Regions from separate parts of the Homo sapiens genome. Here region 2 is linked to region 1. A link is a loop called in an ENCODE intact Hi-C map of the cell type or tissue named here. Cell type or tissue: heart right ventricle. All regions are shown on one strand. Each heading gives the region's core, and the rest is flanking DNA. Links, peaks and the distances in the headings are about the cores only.

Region 1 (9,085 bases), core at 466-8,465:
GGTGCAGATGAAAACTATAAATAGCATATTAAATGCCCATAAAAGACCACCAGGAGACCTTCGACATCTGGGATTGGCTCATATTTCAAGTCTGACCCCTCCCCTTGGTTAAACACTGAATGATGTTTTCTCCTGGTTCTCCAGCTCCTCTGGGTGGGCCCATGAAGGGAACCTCTGGCTTCTGTGGTATACGCATTTGCCAGAGCTGCCGTAACAAGGCACCGAGACTGGGCGACTTAAACAATAGAGGTTGGTCGTCTCACAGTCCCGAGGCCAGAAGCCCCAGGTCCAGGTGCCGCAGGCCTGGCTCCCGCTGGGGCTGTGAGGGAGGCTGTGCTCGGGCCTCTCTCTGGCTTCATGGTTGCTGGTGGTCCTTCCCCCATCTCTCTCCCCATGGCCAGGTGGCCATTGTCCCCCATGCACCTGTTTCTGTGCCTCTGAGGACACCATCATATTGGACTAGGCCCACATACTCCGAGGTGACTGCCTCTCAGCTAAGCCCAGCTGCAATGGCCCTTTCCCAAATCAGGACACATTCCCAGGCACTGGGGCTGGACTTCAAGGCATGGATTTTGGGGTACGCGATGCAGCCCAGAACTATGCTGCTATTGGTCACAGTGACGCTACTCATTGCTTGCCAAGGAACACTTCTCCTGCTTTGAGCCATCCCCTTGCCTGAGAAATTAGCAAGGCCTCCCACCATGAAGAAAAGCAGAGGAGGCCTTTCCCTATCTCCCATAGAAAAGGGGGAGCACTGTCATCTTGGCACTTTTTAAAATATGGTGGTATCCTTGGGATGAGTTCAAAAAAACTATCTCCTTCCCAGTCTGCCACCCCAGTGTTTGCCACTGAGAGCATTGGTTGTCTCTAGCGAGCTGAGGGACTTGGTGAGTCCTTTTCCAGCAGCCGTCGGCAACGCTAGCCCCAGCCTTGCCGTTATTTCTCTTGGCCGCCCTCACTTCATGGGTCCCTTCTGCAGTCAGCCATCCAGTTCCTCTTCTGCCTGGTGAGAGTCTGGGGTGAGAGGAGGATGAGTTGAGCCGAATCTGCTCATGGAAAGGAAACACCCTGGCCGCTCACCTAAGGACACAGAGCAAGTGCTCTGTGGACGGGATGTGGGCGATCACGGCTGTGTGATCTGGATCCTGACTAGACTGAGGCCCCGGAGCGGCTCCGGCACATGGGTTACTGGTTCTTTCTCTCCCTTAGCCCTGGGCTCTCCCCTATTCCACCAGCCAAGGGTTGGGGTCACAAGCACAGGCTCCCAGGCCCCTCCTCCAATGTCTCAGTCATCTTGTGAAGCCCGGGGGTCCCTGAGCATTTCCAGACTCACACCCTCCACATGTGCGGGCCGGGCTTCAACACAGGAATTTTGAGGATACAATTCAGTCCATGAGACTCAGCATCTATAAATTACAGGTGTGCTTTAAATCTTTACTGGACGGAAGGCAGTCTCTTTGCTTTTGAAGCTTACTTTAAAAACAACTCCTTAGGATATTTTGGGATTGACCCCTGCTGATGACAGAGCTCTGTTGCACCATCCTGAGGGCCGTAGAGAACATCACGGTAGGAAAAATGCCATAGTTTACTTTTCCACTCTCCCACCAAGGAACCGTTAGATTACGTTCAATGTTTTGATCTTTGAAGCAGTGCCAGTGAGAAAGCTCGCACCTGTCTCCCCATCAGTGTGCGCCAGAGTTACACTCCCTGTCTAGACACGTCAATGTGAAATCGGCAGGCCACAAGATTTGCGCATTTTCAAGTTAATCTGCTATCGACAAACTGCTCTCCAAAGCAGCTGAATGCTGGGTGTATCAGAGCATCAGTGTAGTCAATAGCAACGGGCCAGAGTTTTTGCTTCTCCAACTCTCACCAGACGCAGCGTGGCGCTTACGGTGCTGTTTGTAGGAGCCAGGAGCTCACTCTCTGACAGGAGTGGACGCATCTTATTAACACATGAGTTAATGGGTTAATCTTGTTGTTTTTTTGATAGAGTTTCACTCTTGTCACCCGGGCTGGAGTGCAATGGCATGATCTTGGCTCACTGCAACCTCTGCCTCCTGGGTTCAAGAGATTCTCCTGCCTCAGCCTCCCGAGTAGCTGGGACTATAGGCGCGTGCCACCACAACCGTCTAATTTTTATATTTTTAGTAGAGACGGGGTTTCGCCGTGTTGGCCAGGCTGGTCTTGAACTCCTGACCTCAGGTGATCCACCCATCTCGGCCTCCGAAAGTGCTGAGATTACAGGTGTGAGCCACCATGCCCAGCCTAAAAAACAATTTGTAAAACAATGTATGGCGTTCTGAGTTGTTTAAAGAATTCTTTAGTAGCTCAAGTTAAAACAACCATATCATCTCCTGGATATCCTTTTGAACATTGTGGTTTGGTTTTTTCACATTCTGGCCTTTAACGCATCTTGAATGTATTGATATATATGGTATGAGGTTGATCAGTCAGTTGGCCGGCGCCAGTCGTTGCAGAGGCCATCTCACCCTGCTGTTCTCTAACAGCTTTGCCCTTTCGTGAGCCCCACACAGAGGCAGGCAGGTCTCCAGGCTCTGCTGCGCCCGTGGCACCCTCTGAGTTCTTCTAAGGCTAACGTAAGCACCGATATCTCCCTGCCAGGGCTTGTCTTTGCTTCTGTGTCTTTAAAATGGTGTTGGCTGTCCTTCAGCCTTCAAAATCACTTTGTTTTAAATTCAGAAAAAATCGTCCTTTTTGGATTATGATTTTATTAAATTAAATTTACAGATTGACTTTGGAAAAATTGCTATATTTACTGTATTAAGATTTACTTTAGTCTTCTTTTATATCTTTCAATAAAGTTACTCATCTTTTCTGTAAAGACATTACACATTTTTTTAGATGTCTCTTTTATAGCTTATAAGGTTTTTTCTTCTCTTTTCTCTCTCTCTCACAATTGCAAATGCTATCATTTAAAATTATTTTCTGCTGTATTGCCAAAACTGCTTTTGAATATTACTTTTCCATCCATAACCTTTCCATACCCTCTTATTCAAATTAATAAATTCTCTGTAGATTCTCTTGGATTCTGTAGAGATTTATACTATCTGTGAACCGTAGCAGTTTTAATTTATTCTTTCCAACTTGTTTACATTTATTTCTTTTACTATGTTCTTTATGATTTTATAACTTTTAACAATACTTCTTTAATACTCCTGAATATTGTTCATCTGTTCTCTGGAATTCTTGGCTCCATTTTTGCCTTTTTGTGTGTCCTCTGCCCATCGTGCAGAGTGGCGCTGCCTGGGTTCTGGGGCTCCTGGCTGTGCGTGCACTCGGAGGCCACTTCCTCTCTCTGTGCTTTCCCCGTGGCTCAGTTTCAGGTGGTCCCTTCAGCGGAGTTCTGGGTTTGTGACTTAGGCATGTTCCTGGCACCAGACCAGCTGTCACATTAAACTTCACCCTGAGCCACCCTTGTCATTATGAATTCACACCCAAACTCATGGAAGGCACAGGCCTGGCATTTTTAATTATCAGAGAAGACGTAAAATCCATGTATTGTTAACCTGAGCCCAGGACAAGTTCGATGTCTCCCGTCCTCTTCTCAGCTGGTCGGGGCTTTCGTCCAGGCTTTGCGCTCCCTGCTCAGGCCTCCCGCAGCAACCTCAGGTCCAGCTCTTCACCTCACAGCCGCCCCATCCTCCTTCCCTGTATCTCCAGCATATTAAAACCCAAGCTTGAACAACAAAAAGACCACCAGCCCAATGAAAAAATGGGTGATGGGCTTAAGTAGACATTTCTCCAAAAGAGAACTACAAATGGCGGAGAAGCACATGAAAGGCTGCGGCTGACCCCCTCCTAGGTATGTACCCAAGATTGTTGAAAACAGGTACTGAAACAAAAATACGCACACACTTGTTTATAGCAGCACAACTCACAGTCGCCAAAAGATAAGAGACAGCCCACATGTCCATCAATGGATGAATGGACGCACAAACTGTGGTGTAAACAAACAATGGCATGTTATGTAGCCACTAAAGGGAAGGAAGCGTTGACACACCCTGCAACATGGACGAACCTCGAGCACATCATGCAGAGCAAAAGAAGCCAGACCCAGAAGACCCCACGCTGTGCGGTTCTGTCTATACCAAATGCCCAGAGCAGGTGAACCCACAGAGACGGCACGGATTGCTGGTTGCCAGGGACTGGGAGGGCAGAGTGGGGAGCAACTGCTTCATGGGCGTGGAAGAGGCAGATGTTGGGAATTACCTGGTGACACGTCAGTGTGAATGCACTAAACGCCACCTCATCATTCATGTTAAAACGATCAATTTTGTTGTGTGAAATTCACCTCGATATAAAAAAAATTAAAACACAAAAACAAGAAATCTAACCTGGAAGATTACAGAAACGGAAAATGCCCCCAGGACGGTCTCAAAGTCAGTGCGGGGACTCCATTCTCTCTCTTCCAGTCCTCCTCATTTCTGGAGCCTGTGGGTTAATCCTTCCTTCTTACAACTCAGCTTTTCGTTGAACCTCCTTTTTTGTTGTGTTTTATCCACCACTTCTAGTGGGTGTAGCGAGATCATTCTCTGTCATTTCTGCCTGGCGTCTTGCTGGAAGTAGAAGTCCTCTAAGCTGTACTTTCTCCACGTATTTTTGCATGGACCTGGCCCCCAGAGCCGGATGGTAGAGGAAAGAGTGGTGAGCGCCCCAGCCTCCTCTCCAGCACCGCTGTGGCTGGGGAGAGGCACACACCCTCAGTGGCTTTCACAACCACCCTTCCCAGTGATCAGATAAAGCCAGCAATGCCCGCCCTCACTTCCAGTTCTGGCCCTCCACGCGTGTCTGTCTTCCTGACTGTCCACAGTGGTTCCTCCATCGCGAGGACATTATCCTTTGTGTTGTGTAGTCCTCTCTGTGCGCCTTTGCCTGCGCTCAGTCTCTGCCCCTTCGCAGTTCCGAGCTCCAGCCGTGGAATCCCAGAGCTCAGGCATGTGGGTCGACAGCATCGTCATGTGTCTGTGTGTGTTTCCACCGCGCTTTATCTAGAGAAGATCCCCGGGCTGCAGCCCTGAAGCCAGCAAGCGTCTGAAAGAGACGGTTTCTTGGCTGATGCTGCAGCCTCAGGTAGCTGATACTTCAGAACTGACAGAAATCCAAATAAAGCTGGCAGGTGTGGGGAGAGCTGAGCACCAGCGGAGGGAGAGTCGGGGGTCATGGAAACCAAATTCAGCCTTCCTACAACGTGGACCCTGTGTAAATTAGCATTTTTCTTCTTCCAGGAGCACATCAGTAAGATTAAAGAAAACCAAGGCCTATATTTTGTTTGTTATAACAAAATGTAACAAGTTTCCAGGATTTCATTGGCTGCACGCGCCTCGGAGTGTTCTCACTTGCTGTGTCCTCTGCTGCCATCTAGTGGTAGACGTGCAAATTTGCGAGGGAAACTTTTGGGCACTTAGAGACTCCCCCAAAACCAAAGGTGGAGCTCCTGAGGGCTGTGCATAGTGCGAAGGGGCCGGGGGTGGGGGGGGCTTTCAATGAGTGTGTATTTTTTGGAGGAAGGGCCCAGGGTGTTTATCAAAGCCATCAAAGCCATTTAAGAATCAAGACTGCCCCCCAAAGTCTGGGTAAAACCGTTTTAAATTAACCATTTTGGTAACTCCCACGTGATTTCAAAATGGTAAAATCGTAAAATTGGTTGTGTAGCCTAATTAAGTATAAGAAACGGAACTCTGATGATGCTGAGCGCAGGTGCAGGCTGGGCAGGTCACATTATCCTGTGTAAAAATATCCGCAGTGCCACCTGCCGTTTCTCCTCTGCCCTCCCAACCCTAAAAGCTGGAAGACGGGGCTCATCCAAAATAAAGGACAGCTCAGAGCTATTGAAGCACCTGGGGATCCGACTCCTCAGAGGTCACAGACAAGAAGCACACATGCCAGCGTTCTCAAAGAAGGGCGAGATGTTTTGGGGTCCTTTATGCTGCTGTAATCTGGGAACGCCTTAATTTTCCCCACATCGTCATCATGCTGATGTTCACTGATGGCTGCTGTCTGCTGGGAGCCCAATATGGGCCAGCTCATTTCTTTCTCCCACCACCCCTGTGTAAGGGACTGTCTTCCTCAATTGTACAAACAGGGAAATTGGGGCTGAGGAGTCCAATGACTTGCCTAAGTTCTGGTGCCAGGAAATAAACCCTGGCTGGCTGCTTGGGAGGCTGAGCTCCCTACCATGGTCCGTAGCATCTTGGGAGAGCTTAGCCACGTGGTGCTGGGATGGGTGCAGCAGCAGCAGGGACAGTCACAGCATTCTCAAAGACCCAGAATAACCAACGCCGGGACGCTCGCTGGGTAAAGACGGCTGCACCACTCCAGCCACAGCACCACTTGAAAGTGTCCAATTTTCTAGAATCCCATGCACTAATTTCACTGAGAAATTCATAGCTGATATCGAGTCTATCAACTGCCTGACCATGACTGTCTAAATGTGTCTTTTGAGGAACGTGCACAATCTTCAAGACATTCTGTCATCTGGTAAGCAGGGGTGCTGTGAGCACACGGAACACCTTTTGTGTTATAAAATTTGGCTGGCAGCTTTACTTGCAGTCCAATCATAAAAGACCCCTGAGGATCAAATGAATCTTGGTCATCCAGACTATGACCCCAAGTGCCGTGAAAGCGATGGTGCCTGCCTTTCACATTTCTCCCACAACACTGGGTCACTTTCTAGACTTAAAAAAAAAGATTCAATCCATATTTTTTTCCAAAAGGTTGGCGAGTATTTGTTTAGAAATTTCTGATAGTTTATTTCAAATCAATGAAACACACAAAAATATTTGTCTGACCACGTCCATTTATTTTCTGCAAGCATGCTTGGCTATATGACAAGTGTCCTCTTCACGGAATACCCCTGGAGGACGATCATTTGCACAAAGCGTTTTATGTCATCTCAACGGTAGTTTTTTTTTCTTCCTGGTGGAGCTAGCCATGATGATAATAAATTCATGTTAAACGTATTTTGACGATAATGTGGTCACAGGTATGTAACAGGATGGACAGACGAGGAAGGGGACAGTAGCAGATTGCAGCCAGGTGCAGTGGCTCACGCCTGTAATCCCAGTGTTTCGGGAGGCCAAAGCAGGCAGATCACCTGAGGTCAGGAGTTCCAGACCAGCCTGGCCAATGGTGAAACCCTGTCTCCGCTAAAAACACAAAAATTAGCTGGGTGTGGTGGTGGGCGCCTGTAATCCCAGCTACTCACGAGGCTGAGGCAGGAGAATCACTGGAACCTGGGGGGCAGAGGTTGCAGTGAGCCAAGACTGCACTACTGTACTCCACCCTGGGTGACACAGCGAGACTCCACCTCAAAAACAACAAAACAAAACAAAACAAAAAAAAACGAAAAGAAAGAAAAGAAAAGTGGATTGCTTCAGGAGTCAGGATTTCCTGTGGGGGCTCTGACTCCCCTGTGATGGAAAGCCCCTCATTAGGGCACACTGGGCTTTCCTGTGACCCCTCTTCCCCCTCTCCTCACCCCCTTCCCTGCCTCCTTCTCCAACCTGCACAGTCACAGATGCTTCAGGGGAGGAGATGGGATCCGTAAGGGGAGTCCTCTCCTCTCGTGTCCTGGATCGGAAAGGAGTAGTAGAGGAGCTGGGATTTCCTTCTGGAGCTGGAAGCTGCCCCTGTTCTCTGCCCACACAGGGTTGACCCAGACGTGGAGCCCGCACAGCAGGCTGACCATGGTGTAGAGAGGATGGGTGTGGGGGCCAGTTTGGAGGAAGAGAAGGGGTGGAGGTGGGAGGGATAGCGTGGCTGCAGAGTGGCTGGAGAATCCTCATTTAATGTCCAAGTCATTCCAGATTCCCCTGTTTAATTCAGGGGAGTTAACAACATTCTTAATGTTGTTTGCAAAGAAGAGAGTCCAGGAAGTGAGAAGGGAAAGACAGTCAGTGATTCTAAACAAGACAATATGAAAAATTTAGTAATGTGTCTTTTTATGAGGGACCCCAAGCACCGCATACCCTGGATGCACAGTCTCAGGTGTGTCCCGACAGCCGGGCTTAGTAGCGCCATCTGTGGGGCACTTCCTTTGAAAAGCTGGTTGCCCTGAGAGTAGGTCATGGAGTGGAATGAGGTGATAGGCGAAGGCACAACATTGCGGCACATTTGGGATTTTCATGCTATTAGGTATTTTTCTGTAAAAGCGTCATTTATGTTCCACCGGGTCTCACCATCTTTTTCAAGTTATAGAAACAGAATCAAACCTTCTTAAAATTGGCAATTTGTTGGCTCACACCATTGAAAGAGATGGTTTCTGGTGGGTCTGAATCCCAGCGTCCGAAGCTGTCGGCAGGACACTGAATTTCTCTTCCTCCTTGCTCGACTCCATTCTCAGGCAGGCACATTTCCAAGGCAGAGCAAGCACAAACCCCAGACTTAGGTCATCTGCCAGGCTGGCCATCCCAGGACAAGGGGGCTGACAGCTCTGAGGGAGCCCTGCTAGGGCCTTTCTCCCAGTGGTGGGGGGGCTGGGGGGTGGGGTCATTCCCACCTGGACTCCATGGAACTAGTGTCCCATAGAAAGAAAGGGAGTGCTTGCCAGGAGGGGAGAAGGGCTGCTGGGTAGAAACCCCACATAGGCTCACCATACATGCCCAGTACAATACAAACAGGTACATAAATGGCAAAAACAAGTGGTAAAGTCAGCATTAGCAACTGTATTCTTGCCAGTTATTAATTACCGTCCAGTTGGGAACATAAAACAAACAGAGCTATGATTCTCACCTCGATAAACCGGCCGCTCATCAGCTGTGTTGGAGGACAGAGGAGGTGTAGGCTGAGGCGAGAATGGGCACCCGCAGTGCAGGGGTTTCTCTCAGGGAAGAATCGCTGGACCCCTTTCCTCATGGCACACTCGGGAGAAGCCAGCCCCAAAGCTGTGCTCACTCGTGACAACCGAGGGCCATGTGAGGCAGCAGAGGCCGCTGGCATCTCCTGTTAGCCTCATTTCATTTAGATGGTGATTCCAACGCTCTGTCTTCTGACACTTGAACCGCAGTCATCAGTAGGGGCAAAGGAGATTTCATTTGAATTCTGGCTTCTTCCTTCATCTCTT
Region 2 (9,085 bases), core at 703-8,702, 320 kb after region 1:
TGGCACCCGATGGCCTGGGCTTCCCAGCTCAGGAGACTTCCTCAGGCAAGCACATGTGTCTGGGGAGATTATTCCCACCTGTCCTGTGCCTCACTGCAGAAAGCAGCGTCTTTTCATTTCTGAAAATGGCTTGAAGAGTAACTCGGTGCTAATGAAATCTATGCCCCCAAGGCAGGAAATGAGCAAATAATTCAGGGCTGAATTCAATCCTGTTTCTCCTCCGATGGTTCCCGCGTGCACGCCCTGAGCTCTTGCACATCAGGGCACATCCTGCTGCCTGATAAGCCCCCGGGGGAGCTCGGGGGCGTCTGTTGGCACCTCGCCCTCCTGCAGTAGCTGTGGGCCCTGGTTTCTGGCCTGGGCTCTGACCCAGGTGCTCCCGGATAAGCAGAGCAGGGTGTGCCCCAGGTGGGACCCAGATGTCAGACGCCCTCCTCCCTCCTCTCCCTTCCCGTCGGGCCTCATCGGAGGAGGTGTTGAAATTTGCTTTCCAGAGATGTAGAACAGGTTTTAGCTGGAGTCACTGTGTCCATTTTCCAGAGCTGCACGGCCATGAGGGTCCCTGAGTCCAGAACTGAGCTCTAGATGGTCACACACAAGTGCCCAGGACAGGACTCCAGGCTGGATGTTTTCTGCGAACACCGTGGGGACCCTCCCTAGGCAGGATTAAGGAAACCCCATGCTCAGTGGGGGGCAAGACCCCAGCCTGGCCCTGCCCTGCTGCTGCCCTGCTAACTACCAGGCTGGCCCCTCAGCACACTGGCATGGCCCGTGCCTTCTGTCGTCAGGGTGATTTGACTAAACCCAGCATCCTCTACTGAATCTGCCCGGAGGTCCCTCGGCCTTCCAGTCAGGCCTCAGGCCCCAGTCCTCCCTCCAGTGCCCCTCCCCCTCCACACTTCTCTCAGCACTGGGCTCCCCCGGCTCCCTCCATCTAAGCACCACCTGCAGCATCACCCGCCTGAGGACTACGCCAGGTTCCAGGTACCTGTGTGTGCTTTCTTTACATTGAATTCCCAACAGAATGCCTTGTTGCCCTAGAGGATTGAAAACAACACATCTCAGCTTTGGAAAGCATTGTCAGGCAGGCAGCTCTGAGACCGGAGCACAGAGGGCTGTGGACTTTCTGTGCCTTCTGTCCAAGGTCCTGTTGGGGAAATAAGTTTGGGCCCAGAGGGGGCATGGGAAGGGCCGGTTCTCTGCAGATGCAGGCGTCCTCCTGTCGAGGAGCCTGGGCGCCCTCATTCTGACACCCAAGGCAGGTTTCTGGCAGAGGTGCCAAGGCCCCAGAGCACAGGCCCTGAGACACTGGCAAGAGAGCACCCTGGGGTGGCTCTGGGTCGGCGGTTTTTGCAGTGCCCCGCAGAGCTGAAGTTCCGTGGTGCTGGCCCCAAAGTCCCAGGGCAGGGAGGAGAGAGCCACACGGCCTCTTCACTGCTGTCCCCAGTGGGGGCAAGTGGTGGCTGTCCTGTATGATTTTACTTGGAAAAGAAGATTCTACTACCAAGAAGAAGCTAGAAAACTATTGCCCTAAAATGAAGAACACTTGGCATGTCCCCAAACCCTCATACCTCAAACTATGCCTTTTCTATACCTTTCTATAATACATCGTTATTATATATGCCATAGTATCTATCATACTACACATAATATATTTTATGCCATCTATATTTCAGAGTATTTAGAAATCCCTTGTAATCCACAAGGCCAATGCAGTCTGTGATAAGAACATCCTTCCCTCCCCACAGCAGGTTTCTCTGTCCCCAGTGTTCTGTGGCAATGTCTGTGCATCCTCAGTGCCCTGTCTTGCTTTCCTTGTATTAATAGACGCTGTACCGGAAGGAGATCAAGCCACCGTTCAAACCAGCAGTGGGCAGGCCTGAGGACACCTTCCACTTTGACCCCGAGTTCACAGCGCGGACGCCCACAGGTGTGTGCCACAGTGGTTCCCTCTATCGGTGGCTTCTCCCACCTGACCCCTTAGAGACAGATATCTAGGAACAAGAAATTCCCATGCCTCAGAATTCTTTTCATGGAAAATAACTGTCCATTCTGTTTGGGTTTTTTGTTGTTGTTTTCTCTGCTCAGTGATAAAGGTTTAAGTGATAGCCCCAGTTCTCTGTTGTTCCCTATATAACCTCCACCTTGGAAATGATGAAGGTATCCTTATTCCAAGACACCGGTCCAGTTACTTCCTGTGTCAGAGAGACACACAGCAAGAGCAAGAAAAGAAACTGGAGGCAATTAAAATCCCTCTTTCAATTAAAGTGCATTTACGGAGAGGGAAGGCTGTCAGTTATGTCTATAGATTTATGAGCTATAGATATTATTCATGCAAAAAACAGAAACCCATTTGAAAAGTAGTATCGGCTACTAAATAGCACAGCAATTGGATGCATAGATTTGGTCTCCTGGTGTGTCTGAAATTACTCTTGGGGTCTAGCAAATTTCATCAGAACTGGTCAGCTCCCTTTAAAAGTTATCTTTTTGGGATATTAATGAATTAAAGTCTGCTTTTTTATATATGGTAATTATCCTGGTCTGATAGGGCTATCATAACAAAATACTACAGACTGTGTGGTTTAAACAACAGTCATTTATTTTCTCACAGTCTGGAGGCTGGAAGTCCAAGTTCAAGGTACTGACAGGGTTGGTTCCTGGTGAGAGCTCTCGCCTTGACTTGCAGACAGCTGTGTTCTTGCTGTGTCCCCACGTGGCCTTTCTTCTGTGTGTGCAAAGACAGCAAGATGGAGCTCTGGTGTCTCTCTGTCTTCTTATAAGGACACTAGTCCTCTTGGATTAGGGCCCCACACTTTTATCCTCACTTAACTTCAGTTATTCTCTTAAAGGCCTGTATTAGTCTGTTTTCACACTGCTGATAAAGACATACCTGAGACTGGGCAATTTTTCAAAAGAAAGAAGTTTAGTGAATTTACAGTTCCACATGGCTGAGGAAGCCTCACAATCGTGGCAGAAGGCAAGTAGAAGCAAGCCCCATCTTACGTGGATGGCAACAAAGAGAGAGCTTGTGCAGGGAAACTCCCCTTTTTAAAACTCTCAGATCTCATGAGACTCATTGACCATCATGAGAACAGCACAGGAAAGACCCACCCCCATAATTCAGTCATCTCCCACCAGGTCCCTCCTACAACACATGGGAATTATGAGGGCTCCAAGATGAGATTTGGGTAGGGACACAGAGCCTGAGATTTGGGTGGGGACACAAAGCTGAACCATATCAAGGCCCTGTCTCCAAATACAGTTACACTTGGGGGTAGGGCCTTAACATTTGAATTTGGGAAGGACATAATTCAGTCCACAACACTAACAGTATGCTGGTTATGTACAAAACCATCCACAAGCTCCTTCTGTAGACATAAGTGGGACAAGTCCAGGGAGCTGGTGGTTGGCCAGGCTGCATCTTGGATCTACGGGGATTCACTGTATTTTTTCTCGCTGCTTTTGAATCTGAAATTTTCTTATTTTTTAAAAGATAATCGGGAAACAAATATATGGTCAACCACAAAATGTCAGGTAGATGAAGTTAGAGAATCCACTTTGTTCCTCCAGATTCAGCTGTTGGTGAAATCCCTGTTTCCCATATACCCAGATGAACACATTGAGGAGGGTGTGAGCGTGTGCAGATAGGGAGGGTTGCGGGGCTTTTAGCGGGACTTTTGATGGGCCTAGGCCAGCTCCTGACCCAGGCCACATTGGTACCAAGAACAGGAAGAAAGCTGATTCCGGGCACTGTAAACCAGGGAGTCATGCCACCGGCTGCTCAGTTACTTCTTTTGGGTCATCCTGCAGTCCCCAGGTAGAATTAAAACTATCATTATAGCTTTGGTTCATCACTGATTCATGATGTAATGAGGCTGCCTTGGAGAACACTTCTGGGTCTGCTCTCTCCGGTAAGTGACTGTGGGATTTTCACCTCACCCCATTCTCAGCTTCCTTAGAAAGTATTTGTGTGTTGGGGTTGGTCCTTCCCATTGACAAACTTAACCCAATTCACAGAACAGGATTACTTTTCAGTTTCTGAGTTTGAAAAGATGGGGCAGGATTTGGGGATTCCCTCCTGCCCCTGCCCACAGGTCACCCAAGCAAGTCATGATATTTCTCCACCTATTGTTGGCCTGAATGTAAAAGGAGCTCAGAGGCAATTAGGTCTGACCACGAGATCGTTGTCCCTAAGTCCACAAGGACCATAAGGTCCCTAACAGAACGTGCACACATCCTCGTGAGGTGCCAACATGTGGGGCTGTGTGTTTAAAATGTGGAAAGAAAGTCTATGTTTGTGCTGCTTGGTAAGAAAATGTTAATACAGTCAACTCTAATATTCATATGGACATGCCTTTTATCTTATCTGTGAAGAATTTAAACCCCAACCTAGTTGGCCAGTGGAACCGGAAGCTTTTTTTGAGCTTCTAGAGAATTCCATTGTATTTTAATAATAGCCTAAGGAAAACATAATTAGACACAATGCACTCCAGTGCTATTCAGAATTGCCTTTTTTATTCCTTAGTGTTTCCAGTTCTCCAATCAGTTTCAGTTAATTTATCACACCACTGTTTGCCTTTGAGGTAGGTAGTAATTGAAGTGCTAAAGACACATTAAACTCATTCTGATTTGTACAGGAGAGTAGGATTTTCTAAGCATGTGAGCTGAGCACATGGCTGGGTGAATGAGCAGCTGTAGAAATGTGACTCTGAAGCAATGGATAAGCTACAAATCCTCTATGTTAGATCCTGGACTCACAGTGGGAATTTCTTACAGTTAGGCTTTCAGTCTTTTCTGAAACTTCAGCCAGCGCTCAAGCTGGTTTCTATTCCCTGATCACACCTTGGCTGCCCCCTAGAGCATGCTGCTTAGCCCGAGATGCCAATCTAAGATTTTAAACCGATCAGGCAGACTCCACAAATCAGGAAATACCCACAGGACCATGAGAGGTTGTTTGTAATTACTGTAGTTCTACATCTCCTTTTATCTGACTCACAATTTTGCTCTTCTTAAATACTGTGCTGAAAATCGGCATCCCTCAGGTGATTATAAAGTGCTTTAAATTCTATTTAGGCCACCTGTCATTTCCTTACTAGCTAGCCACACCGACCAAATGTCAGCCTCTTAACTTTTGGTGAAGATCCACTTGGCCTTCGGTAAATTGCTGTTACTTTTACCCTTTCCGCAGGCTCTCCTTGGTCTGTGTGAGGAGAGGCATGGGTTCTCTGGCCACGGAAGGTTGTGGCTGTGTCTTCCGTGCCTCTTGGTTGGTTAGAAGACATTGCTTATTGGAATTACAGATTTTCCATTCACCAATGAAACTGTGTCTGTCAAGTTAACATGGCCTGTGCCCCCACCCCCGCACACACTCCTCCACAGGCTGTAAATTGGACTCCCAATCCTTGCTCAGCACTTCACACTCGTGTGGCTCTGCGGATTCCCCAGAATAAGCTCAAGCTCTGAGTCTAAATCCCTAAGGGAAGACATCAAAGTGCCTCCAGGTTTGAAGATTTCTTAAACCATGATGTAGCCATGTGTGTTTCATTTTTCCGGGGGAGAATCTGCGGCCCGTGGTAGCTCAGGGGATCTTTGGGAGGAGGCAGACCTCAAAGCCAGACTTTGTGCAGAGAGCAAACCGGGTGTAGCAGGAGCGCCTCCTCCTCGAGCGGCTCCGTGTGCCGCGAAGCAGAGCCGCTCAGAAAGCCCCGAGCTTCTCTGCCGGGTCGCGCTGCAGAATTTCAGTTTCTAAAAACCACTCAGGGTACCTTCGGTTTTTTAACGACGCTTCGCTAGTCTGGAGCGTTGGAAGTTTATTTCCAAACACAGCCGACTCTGGTCACATTAGTCCAGGGGTCGCGTGGGCATCTACCTGGGGTGACTGTGAAGGCCCCTTTTTTGGCCCCTTTGAGGGCCGACACCTGGCTCTAGCTGCCTCTTGGTTCAGGACACTGAAGATGAGCCCGGGTCCATGACGCTTCCTACCCCAGGAAGAGCACCAGTGGGACGCTGCGTCGTCCATCTGCCCACGGCCTGGCCCCCGCTTGCACCAGAGGCCCACGCGGCGTGGGGCCCGGCTCCTGGGCTTCGGAGCGGCTGCCCTCATAACCGTTGTCCCCAAAATATGATGCTAAGAAACAAAACACGTGTTCTCTGCAGCTGCCTCCCACCCCCACACACCTGCCGCACCGTGTGGAGATAAAACTGAGAACTAGGTGCACTTTCTTCCTTTCAAAGTACAGCACCTAAACAGACGAGGGGGGGAAGAAGTGCTGAGAGACAAAGGCCTGCGGGTAGAGAATTCTCGAATATACAAATATGCACACAACTATACATACAGGGAGTCTTAAAAGATATATAAATAAGAATGTTTAAATTTGTACATATGTGTGTTTTCAGGAAAAATTACGTATTATATTTTCATATATTATAAATTTACATATTATATAATGTATTATAGTATTCTATTTTAGTGTAATATATATTCTATTTTAATATATTAATCTATTATCCTATTCTGTTTTTAAATATATTAAAATATATTTAATTTTTTAAGTAATGTCTGGGTTCTTCATATTGTTCAACAGCTTTTTGCTTTTTTGATTTGACAAACGATTAGGAAGCCACGTCTCTGTCAGTCCATGCAACTGTGGCTCCTTCTGATGGCCCTGGTCTCGCTGGCAGGACTCACACTGCAATCATTACAAAGCATCCTGATACAGATGGGCCACTGTTGACCATGACCATGATTGTCTTAGTGAGGAGTATTTAGTGTCTCCTTTTTCTTTTCTGTAACACATATCACTGAAACAGACTTTTTCTACATTTATGTCTAAGTACTTTGGGATTTTTTCGTTTGCTTGTTTTTTTGTTTTGTTTTGTTTGAGACAGAGTCTCGCTCTGTCACCCAGGCTAGAGTGCAGTGGTGCGATCTTGGCTCACTGCAACCTCCACCTCCCAGGTTCAAGCGATTCTCCTGCCTCAGCCTCCTGAGTAGCTGGGATTACAGGCGTGCGCCACCCCGCCTGGCTAATTTTTGTATTTTTAATAGAGACAGGGCTTCACCATGTTGGTTAGGCTGGTCGTGAACTCCTGACCTCGTGATCTGCCCACCTCAGCCTCCCAAAGTGCTGAGATTACAGGTGTGATCCACCGCGCCCAGCCTGTTTTATTTTTTATTTCTGTAAATTTCAGAGGTACAGATGTAGTTTTGTTCATGGGTAGAGTACATAGTGGTGAGGGCTGGTCTTTTAGTGTAACCATCACCTGAGGAGTGTTCATTTTACCCATTAAGTAATTTCTCATCCCTCACCTTCTCCCACCCTTCCACGTCTCCATTCTCTATCCCACCACACTCGACATCCACATGCAGACATTATTTAGCAATTTAGCACCCACTTATGAGTGAGAACATGCGATGTTTGACTTTCCACGTGTGAGTTGTTTCACTTAAAATAATGGCCTTCTTTTCCATCCATGTTGCTGCAAAAGACATGATTTCATTCTTTTTTATGACTAAATAGTATTCCATTGCGTATATGTACCACATTTTGTTTACCCAATCACCTGTTGATGGACACTTAGGTTGATTCCATGACTTTGCAATTGTGAATAGTGCTGCAGTAAGCTTCCAAGTGCGGGTATCTTTTTGAGACAACGATTTCTTTTCCTTTGGGCAATGCCCAGCAGTGGGATTGCTGCATCGAATATAGTTCCATTTAGTTCTTTGAGAAATTTCCGTACTGTTTTTCATGGAGGTTGTACTAATTTACATTCCCACCACCTTTCTCCACATCCTCACCAACATCTGTTATTTTTTTGACTTTTTAGTAATAGCCATTCTGACTGATGTAAGGTGATATCTCATTGTGGTTTTCATTTGTATTTATCTGATGATTAGCGATCTTGAGCATTTTTTATATGCTGTTTGGCCATCTGTATGTCTTCTTTTGAAAAATGTCTACTTATGTCCTCTGGTCAATTTTTAATGGGGTTATTTGTTTTGTTGTTGTTGTTGAGTTGTTCGAGTTCCTTGTAAATTCTAGATATTACTCCCCTGTCAGTTGCATAGTTTGCAAATATGTTCTCCCATTCTGCAGGTTGTCTGTTCATTCTGTTGATGATTTCTTATGCTGGTCTTAAAGCCTTTTTGTGTGTGTGTGTGTGTGTGTGTGTGTGTGTGTGATGGAGTCTCACTCTGTCGCCCAGGCTGGAGTGCAGTGACGCCATCTTGGCTCACTGCAACCTCCGCCTCCCGGGTTCATGCAATTCTCCTGCCTCAGCCTCCCAAGCAGCTGGGATTACAGGCGTACACCACCACACCTGGCTAATTTTTTTTGTATTTTTAGTAGAGACAGGGTTTCACTATGTTGGCCAGACTGGTCTCGAACTCCTGACCTAGTGATCCACCTGCCTCAGCCTCCCAAAGTGCTGGGATTACAGGTGTGAGCCACTGCACCCAGCCCTTAAAAGACTTTCGAAGTCTTTCGCTAGACCCATGTCCTAAAGAGTTTTCTCTAGGATTTATTCTAGTATTTTCATTGTTTCAGGTCTTTCATCACTTAAGTCTTTAATCTCTTAGTTGATTTTTGTATATGGTGAGACATAGGGGTCCAGTTTCATTCTTTTGCTTATGACGAACTAATTTTCCCGGTATCATTTATTGAAAAGAGTGTCTTTTCCCCACAAAGTTTTTGTTGACTTTGCATGTGGCTTTATTTCTGGGTTTTCTATTCTGTTCCGTTAATCTGTGTGTCTATGTTTATACCAGTACCATGCTATTTTAGTTACTATCTCCTTGTGATATAATTGAAGTCAGGTAATGTGATGCTTCTAGTTCTAGCTTTGTTCCTTTTGCTTAAAATTGCTTTGGCTATTCAGGCTCTTTGTTGGTTCCATGTTAACTTTAGGATTGTTTTTTCTAATTCTGTGAAAAATGACGTTGGTTTTTTGATAGAGATTGCATTGAATCTGTAGATTGCTTTGGGTGATATGTTCATTTTGATGATATTAATTCTTCTGATTCATGAGCATGTGATGTTTTTCCATTTGTTTGCGTCATCTACAATTTGTTATTACTGTGCACTTT

What was found. Peaks named below come from ENCODE experiments on the same cell type or tissue, not always from the same donor. Only the 100,000 strongest peaks of a DNase experiment are listed, where the experiment ranks them.
Region 2: a loop joins it to region 1, with 2.5 times the contacts of the local background. A loop is called at or near these places in 4 of 110 quality-filtered maps.

What each region holds. Positions count from the first base shown.
Region 1 is chr6:166,771,668-166,780,752 of GRCh38, reverse strand. It overlaps a transcript of RPS6KA2 not described here. Among named protein-coding and RNA genes, the nearest start is that of RPS6KA2-AS1, 130 kb to the left of the region's middle. RefSeq lists an enhancer at 8,781-9,085. In heart right ventricle, for the core only: a CTCF peak has its summit at 5,381 (motif pointing left); a DNase peak (open chromatin) is centred at 5,352; H3K27me3 peaks cover 3,013 bases.
Region 2 is chr6:166,452,294-166,461,378 of GRCh38, reverse strand. RPS6KA2 (ribosomal protein S6 kinase A2) reads left to right here. Exons shown (of 21, transcript NM_021135.6): 12 at 1,828-1,930. RPS6KA2-IT1 (RPS6KA2 intronic transcript 1) reads left to right here. Exons shown (of 4, transcript NR_046793.1): 4 at 541-716. Among named protein-coding and RNA genes, the nearest start is that of RPS6KA2-IT1, 8.5 kb to the left of the region's middle. In heart right ventricle, for the core only: a CTCF peak has its summit at 4,868 (motif pointing left); no DNase peak of the experiment used is centred there; H3K27ac peaks cover 1,999 bases.